Linked DNA regions of Homo sapiens: region 1 is linked to region 2. The links are chromatin contacts, found by Hi-C or POLR2A ChIA-PET in ENCODE. All regions are on one chromosome and are shown on one strand. The core of a region is the stretch at or near the end of the contact, and the rest is flanking DNA. Distances in the headings are between cores, read along the strand shown. Region 1 overlaps STPG1 (sperm tail PG-rich repeat containing 1). Region 2 holds the start of GRHL3 (grainyhead like transcription factor 3).

What was found. A loop is a pair of places that touch in the nucleus more often than their neighbours do. ChIA-PET counts read pairs that join two places held with the same protein, here RNA polymerase II (POLR2A). Pooled maps may share reads with other maps.
Region 1: a loop to region 2 is called in a map of mammary epithelial cell, with 4 times the contacts of the local background. The contact joins the enhancer-like site here to the promoter of GRHL3 in region 2. A Hi-C loop is called at or near these places in 5 of 168 maps with a recorded cell type or tissue (B cell, PC-9, mammary epithelial cell and 1 more), 3 of 37 single-sample maps with no recorded cell type and 13 of 50 pooled maps. POLR2A ChIA-PET finds 5 or more read pairs at or near these places in 10 of 52 experiments (H1, HCT116, HEK293 and 7 more).

Annotation. Positions count from the first base shown.
Region 1 is chr1:24,363,292-24,367,307 of GRCh38, reverse strand. The region is part of intron 7 of STPG1 (sperm tail PG-rich repeat containing 1); the gene reads left to right. It also overlaps a transcript of GRHL3 not described here. Among named protein-coding and RNA genes, the nearest start is that of GRHL3-AS1, 43 kb to the right of the region's middle. RefSeq lists enhancers at 1,981-2,030, 1,795-2,089, 1,292-2,491. Within about 2 kb of position 1,952, at least 9 of the 41 ENCODE cell types and tissues checked have a DNase peak (open chromatin) inside an H3K27ac peak, as active enhancers do; they include HCT116, PC-3, PC-9 and 1 more, where a contact is called at or near this core.
Region 2 is chr1:24,317,099-24,321,223 of GRCh38, reverse strand. GRHL3 (grainyhead like transcription factor 3) reads right to left here and starts at 1,867. Exons shown (of 16, transcript NM_198173.3): 1 at 1,656-1,867. The coding sequence starts at 1,672. The region is part of intron 1 of GRHL3-AS1 (GRHL3 antisense RNA 1); the gene reads left to right.

The DNA.
Region 1 (4,016 bases), core at 703-3,202, 46 kb before region 2:
AGTTTGAACAGGTGGTTTGAGATCGTTCTTATTTTATGGCGTTTGCATTTGTCAGTCAGCAGACTCTATAGATTTCTAGTTCTGTACTGGAGGCTCAGGTGAACAGGACACCACGCCTCCAGCCAACCTCATCTGGGAACAGCCTCGAAGCCAGGTGGAGGAGCCTGCAGCAAAATGCCGGGTTAGGTGGCCCCAGGGGTGTATGGCCATGTACAACCCATGGGGCCGTCTTCCCACTGGGCAGTGCAGCGGGACTGCGTGTCTGGGGCTTCTAGGGCTCGCTGGCTCTCTGTCAATGCTTCACAAATAAAAGGTCTTTGGTTAATAAGTCTGAGAAGCACTGCATCGTAACCCTCTGCCCCTGAGAACATCGCAGTCTGCACAGGCATCTTAAAGGCTCTGAGAAGGCCTGCAGTAAAGGAACCTATTAACCCGCTGTCTCCTAAACTTGGGTTCACCCTGATGAGGGGATGGTGCCCCAGGCTCTATAGCACGACATTTGTATAGCTGGCTCTGTGGTCTGGGGCTGCTCTGGGCACCTCTCTGGGTCTTCATTTCTCTATAAGCGAAAGAAGGGTGTCTGCATTTCTGACACATCAGAATCCCAGGTTTGCTCACCATGGACTCAGGAGAGCACACAGGGGACAACGAACGTGGAGCCAGCCTGGACCCACAGAGGAGGTCCAGATTATGTATTTTAAAATTAACGTGGGAAAGATGAAGCTAAGAAATTTATCATTTTATTTGGAAAGCAAGAAGATAAGACTGGTAGGCTTTGGACTATTCTAAAAAAAACATTTATCTGTTCCCGATGAATGATGAAGAAAATGATGTAATGAAAAGAAAAGACAGCTGAATATCAGAGTGTTGAGGAAATATCCAAAATCCAGTTTCTCAAATTCCAGTTCTGTTTTCTCCTGTGTCCCTGGAGGGAAGAGAGGGACAGGAGCTACACGGGTTCCTGAGGTCAGTAGACCCCTGAGGTGACCCCATCTGCATGCACCTTCCCTTAGGACTTTGTCCACATCAGAACTAATCCTCTTTAGCTCTCCACGGCTACGTGGAGCGGCGGTGACTTGCCGCCATGTTTCTTTCTCGGGAACACACGCGTGCCATGCAGGGGGAGACCTGCCCTCATCTGTCTTGGGTTGGAGTTGATGGGCTTCCCATTCTTGGGCAGAGTTACAGCTACAGAAATGCTTTTCTGGATCTGCTTTCTTCAGGGTGCAGGAAGCATCAGTGCAGATATGAATTCTCCCTGGAGTTTTTAGTCTCATGTTACTGGCCAAAAAATGTAAAGCCCAGCCGTGAGAGGATGGCTGGATATGACCAAAGCTCAGGAGGCCACCATTAGGGCAGGGAACGGCTGATCACGTCCCCTGAAGAGGCCATGGAGGCAGCGTGGGCAGTGGATTGATTAGCGTAGGCCCCAAAGTCAGTACCATGGAACCTCCACTTTCCCTGCTCACCAGCCCTGTGGGCCTGGGGGAAGGGAGGTCACTTAACTCCCAGTGGGTTCAAAGTCATCCTTGGTGAACCAGGATAAGAACACCTCATAATGTGGTTGTAAGGATAAAAGGAGATAACCCACAAAATTCACATGGTAACTTGTATTTTTATCAAAGCAGGTGAGCGGGTCCTCTGTGTCTTCCTAGGGTTTCTAGTGTGGCCCCGCAGGGCGGATGCTGTGCTTGGGGCTGGCTGTTTGTTAGCACTGGCATTTCTGAGCTCCTTAGCTAAAGGTCATGCCATCGGGTGTTCCTTGGCCATGGCCACCTTGCTGACTCAAAGCTAAGAGGACTTCTCAGCTTCCAGGGTGTCTTCAGAAGCAAAGTGAAGTATCAGCCAAGGTTTCGCTTCTGAGGTCTTCAATATCCGTCACAGTGATGACTCAATCACTTAGGGTGAGTCAGGGTGAGAGTTTTGGAGATCAAAATAGTTCCTCCTAGGCAATGCCTTCCAACTCATGCTCCCCAGCAAGGAGGTGCAACACTCAGGGCCATTTTTCTAACCCTTGATCTGCTTCCTGGAGTTTTAAGCCACTGGATTTGCACAGACACGCTGTCTTGTCACAGCTAGAGCTGAAAAATCAAGCCCCGTTGGCCCCACTCCAATTTTGGTAATTAGATTGGACCCACCCTAACTTCCCCTGGGATTTTCAATTAGATATGGGATGCTTCTTCCCAAGCAGCTGTAATCTGTCACCCGCTACCCTGTTAAACAGATACTGCATTCCACCCCAGAGGCAATCGGCTGCCCTTTAATGATGAGAAAAATTGCCCCTTTATCCCTCCCAACCCTGGGAATCCCTGAGGCGAGTGAATGTGTGCCTGGGAGTGTCTGGAGGGTCTCAGATGCTTTCCCCAAGTGGCCTGCTGAGTCCTCTAAGACATTCATTATTCTTAGGTGATTTGCAAACAGCTCACATTGGAAGCTGCAAACACACTTAATCCAGTTGTGGCCAACTCAGAGCCTTTGATAGATGTTTTCTTTCCACGGGGCAGGGCCAGGTTGGCTTTTATAACTGAGCAATGAGGCTCATAAAAGCCCTGGTCACAATGCACTGTGGGCTGCCCTGGGTTTGATCCAGCCTGACCTTTGTGATTTGTCAGCCCCACCTCGACATGGAGGGACCAGCCCTGGATGAGGATGAAACTGTCATGTGGGCCTCAGATGCCTGGGCTCCTTTACATGCTGCCAGCCCTCTGCTTTTCTCTGCACTTCAGCAAATGTTCCCGGGATAGGGCTAGGGGCCTCAAAGCTGAGGAAGACACAATACCTTCCCTTAAAGAGCTAGGCAAGTAAAAGCCATAGAAAATGCAACATTTTAAATGCAAAGTAATAGCCAGAATGTATTCAGGGGCCACATACTCTGAGCTGAGAGCTCTCAGATGTGACCTGCCGTCGTCCTTCCACCTCTCCTCCAGGTGGGTGTGTCATTCCGAGTTTACAGTGAAGTGCAGGCTGTTGACGGTGGTGGGGCTGGGATTTGAATCCAGGTCCCTCTGCCTCCAAAATCCATCTCCAAAACCCATGTTCCTCACTTGAGTCACAGGATGGGAACATTCAAGACAGTCAGGTGGGGGGTGGCGAGACAGGCGTGGGTGGAGGAGAGAAGTTTCCCTGGAAGAAAGTGAGAACGTCAAGAATTGAATTCGAGTTTGCAGGGAAAGTTGGTGTTTCTCACAGAAGGAACAGCAGGGACAAAGGCATGGAGTTGCTGAACTGTGTTGTGTTGGGTGTTTCTGGAAGGTAAAACGGAAGCAGCAGGACATGGGAGATTAGGCTGGATTGAGAGGCCATAAATAGATCTTGCCTTTAAGTTTTCATCAGGGTTTGTAAGTGGGGAGTATCAGAAGCAAGTGAACAACCCAGGAAATCACTGGTGAATGGAGGGTTGAAGGCAGTCTAGGTGCTCAGCGTCTGTCTCCTTGTGTCCCAATTCCTGCCATAACAGCTACAGCTTTCCCCATTCCATGCTTTTGCTCCTGCTGTTCCCTCTGCTGGAAATGCTCTTCCCCACCTGAAGATTTTCTGGATTTCTGGATGGATTTCTGGATTCATCTTGTTGGAATTAATGTCCCTCTGTCTCTGTCTCTTTCTCTCTGCTTTCAATGCAGTTTTTTATTTTAACCTCTATTCGAACAGATTTCATGTTTTTAAACAAATGTTACAAGTAAAGCACAATCTTCCTAACAATCTGGGTAGTAGGTATTATTTCCACTGTTTTACAGATGAGGAAATTGAGGCTTAAGGAGGTTAAGAGCCTTTTCTAAGAACACATAGCTGTTGAACGGGGAAGTGGGGATTCAAACCCAGCTCTGTCTGAGTGCAAAGCCTGTACTGCCTGAAGTTGTCACCAGTCATGGCTGTTGCTGGCAGCGGATTGTCAAGCCCTTAAGGACACTCAAGTCCGTGTCTTAGTACAGAACTGCCTGGATTCCCAAGCATGCCTGGCCCAGAATCCCACACATGGCTGGTGCTCATGAAAGATCCATAGTGCTAGGCTGAAGGTT
Region 2 (4,125 bases), core at 618-3,117:
GAAAAGCAAGAAACCTTTCTGTTCAAGTAACCCAGCTTCAGAACACATACCCCCTAACGTGCAGTAATGAATAGATTCTGTCTGTAGCCTCCGCAGTTTTAGCCAGCAAATTTAAGTGGGATGGAGACACATGTCAAGATTTTTTTGCGCGTTCAAAGTATGGAAAAATAGCAAGAGGTTTGGGAATGCTCATTGATTGGTTAGTTCTACATGAAATGACAATGGTGTTACTGGTGTGTTCTCCACCAGCCTTAAAAGCAATCACTATTCTAAAATTGTCAAATCCTCTAACAACCCCATGAGGTGGATACTACTGTTGGCCACTATTTACAGATGAGGATTAAGGGACTTGCTCAACATCACACAGCTATAAGTGCTAGAGCTGGGACTTGAACCCAGGTGTCAGTACCAATGCTCCTGCTCTTATTCTCATTGCGGTCCAATTGTCAATACATTGTCAACCCCGGGAAATTCATTCAAAAGAAATGTGCCTGTTAACCCAAGTGATTGTGCTGTGAACATGAAGAGCTGAAGGGCTAGCTAGAACATAGAATCCGGTCTGCAGTCAGGACCTAGCACTGCTGTCTGCCCACAGATCTTCAAGTTCTTAAAAGTCTGTTGAGGAGCAGTTAGAAAAAAGATGGTACAATCCTTGCCTCTGCCCACTCACCTCTGAGGGTGGCAGGAAAAGGAGAGCCTGTGTTTAAAGGATTCTGGCTTCTCCTGCCAGCTCCCTGAACCCAATCTAAAGCAGCCCAGATCCCAGCCTCACCCTACCTTCTCTAAGGTCTGGACCCCAAGAAGGACATCATGGTGAAGATCAGCATCAGTCAGTCAGGATCTTAAATCTCAGATGTGGGCAGGAAGGCACATGCATCCTCCCAGCCAAAAGAGGTGACCTACCAAAAATCACTTCTCATCTTCCCCAGCCTTAGAACTGCCTCTGAATGAGAGGAACCACATTTTACTGAACGCATCTTCAGACCATAGCTTTATGCTAAGCATTTTACAGCATTTATCACACTTAACTCTTTCCAGAATTCTACAAAGCATTCTTGTACCCATTTTCCAGATGAGGAAAATGAAGCCCAGAAAAATTGAATGTCTTGTCTGAGATCACCCAGGGACAGAGCCTGGATTTGAACTTAGGTCAAGCCCACTACAAAGAGTACACATGCTTAACCACCACACTGTAACCTTCCCACTTGGGACTGTTCCAACCCAGCAAACAAGTCCCTTTAGAGAAACCCAACTCTCTGCCTAAGACAGCTCTTAGAACTACCTTAAAGAAGTTCCTTTTGGCAAGAAGATAGAAAGCCTCGATGGGATTGGGGTCGTCTGATTTCCAAGGCCCCTTCAGAGGATCAAAAAGTGGTGCCAGAAACCTTCACAGTTTCAGTCTTGTGTTTCCCTGCCTGGCTCGAAACTGCTCAGCAAAGAGAATGAGAAAAACTATTTTCCCAGGGAAACACTCACCTCTAGCTTGAGACTGGGGCTTGCCTTGACACGCCAAAGTAAGATCGTCAGCCCATTCATTTACCCTTACAAATTGCTCTGTGAATCCCGGTGCCGGCCTCCCCGCTCTTCCCCCTCCAGGAAACCCCATCCAGCCTCCACGCTCTGAGAGCGGCAGGTATCCACCGATGTTTACTCACTCAAGTTCATTCGACATCTTCCTGCTCCCAAGCTCCGACGATCAGCACTGAGGCTCTGCTGACCGCTTGTCTCTAATTCTTGCCTGACACAGACATTCTCTGCCCGGGAAAGTGTTTGATTTATGTTGAGGTTTGGGTGTCGAGATTTTGCTGACAGGTAGGTTCCCAGCAGCGCTGGCGCTGATTGGCTACAGGTACAGGTGCCGGCGACTGGAGGTATACCTCAACAGGTGCAGCTGTTAACTCTTAGCCCGCCGAGGAGGGCGGAGCTATGGGGGACTGGCTGGGTGGAGCTGGCCAATTCCTTCCTTGGTGAGGGGGTGGGGGGTGGAGATGAGGGAGGAGGGATGGAGAAGAAAATGTTGGAAAGAAGCAAGATAACTAGAGGAAAAGTACAGGGACAAACAGATAACTTGGCTTAAAGGAAAACTTGATTCCTGTTTCTAGTCATTGTCCCAGATACCCAGAAACATCCCCACCCCCAAATTTCTTTGCCCCCTCCTTCTGTACCACTGGGGAATTCTCAAAGGAGAGAGCAACTTTTCCCAGGTAGATCTTTGTATAAGTTCCCTTTTTTTCAGTTTCCCCTTTAAGGTAATATTTTTGAATAATCTTTTGCAGTTACTCAAGTGACTTCTTTTGGTTCTTAAAGTAACCTACCGTGGTAGATTTATTATCGCTTCCCCCTTCCTCTTCAACACATATTTTACAGATGAGGGAGGAAATGGAGGCCAGAGAGGCAAAGTGCCTTGCCCAAGGGCACAGCTAGCGAGGTCCCAGCCCAGATCCAATCTGCAGTCATCTCACTCCAAGTCTGGCTGCCCCTTGGGCTGAAGTCAGTGGCCTCAATTCAGTAGACATTCATTGAGCACCCGTTGTGTGCCAGACCCTACTCTGGGTTCTGGAGAAACTGAGGCCAGAAAAAACAGGGGTTACTGTTCTAAAGGAGTTTACAATCTGGGGGGTGTGTGTTGGTGGCAGGGGGTGGGGGAGTAAAGGAGAACAGGCTTTTATTGGGTGTGAAGGGGGTGTGGGCAAGCCACATACCTCTGGTCAGCACAGAAGGGATAGAAAAGTTGAAGGCTCCTCTGAAGCCTCAGCCAGCTGGTCATTTCACAGGCTCCAAGTGCTTCGTTCTGTATTGGGAACTTGGGAGAAATTCAATGCCTGTCAGATGAAGTAATTGTGGAGTAATTGCTGTGAGCTGTCTACTATAAAGAACAAGCTTGGTAAACCCCAGAATATCCACAAACACAAACAGGAGAATGTAAGAGCTTTTTAAAGAGCTTCTTCCAGGATTAGTTTGAAATTAAATCTAAGCCAGAGATCTTGGCATCTTTTTTTCCCTCTCTCTCTTTCTATTCTCCCCTCCCCCACCCTTCCCCTTTTGGCAAATTATCTCTTTGCTGTGTCTTCCTGGAAACCTCAACTTGGCCCACTCCTCTCTCTCTTCTCTGGGAACGGCAAGTGAGGTTTCAGCTACCCCTGCCAATTTATGGAGGTTTTTCAGGGTAAAGTCAGAATTCAAAGGAGCCCTCTTGGGGTGGGGTCAGGGCTCTGGAGAGGGGGTACTGGGTTTGAGAACTCTCAGAGATTGGTTTCTCCCTGGAGGCTGTGTTGGGGGAAGCCCAGGGGACCCTAATAAATAATAGTAAATAATTGCTAATAAAGCCACCTCCTCAGAGCAGCCCTCTTCAGTCACCCTTGTTAATAAAGTAGACATTCAATCACTCTGGATCACACTACTTTTTGTTCTCTGCAGAGCCCTTATGACTTATGATACAATGTAATATGACCTATGATATTTTTCTAATCGTTTATTGTCTTTCTCCCCTTCCTCTGGAATGTAAATTCCATAAGAGCAAAGACTTTGTGTCGCTCACTGTGGAATCTCCAGTGTCTGGCACCTAGTAGGTGCTTCATATACCACAGGCACCGGGCATTGTGCGCCTTTGCATACATTGTGTCGCCTAATCCTTACAGCAACCCTGGGAGATAGACATTTTTGATACCCCCATTTTATAGATGAGGAAACTGAGGTACAGAATACTGAAGTAAACTACTCAAGCTGCAGAGCTAGGCAGTGGTAGAGCTAGAGCTGGGATTTAATCCGAGAGCAGAGCCTGGGTGCCCAACCACTTCACAGAGCTTATTGGTGGCTGAAGGGCTATTTGGTGCCAACTGTAACTGCAAAGCTTATTGCAGTCCAAAGGATGGCACACTCCTCTGTATGTACCTGTCTGCCCACCTCATGGAAGGCTGTGGAGTTTCTGTCAACCGTGTTGCAACCCACAGGTGAAGGGCTGTGGGGTGACTCATGCTGACTGGGCTCAGGGGAGGCTGGGATTCCAGGTGGCGTGTCTGTGCTCGCTGGGGTTTTAAAAATGGGTCCTCTCCCTCTGCCTCTAGGTTTTGCCTCTTTCATCACCCGCACCCATCTTCAGAGATCAGCAGAGACCCAAATCACAGG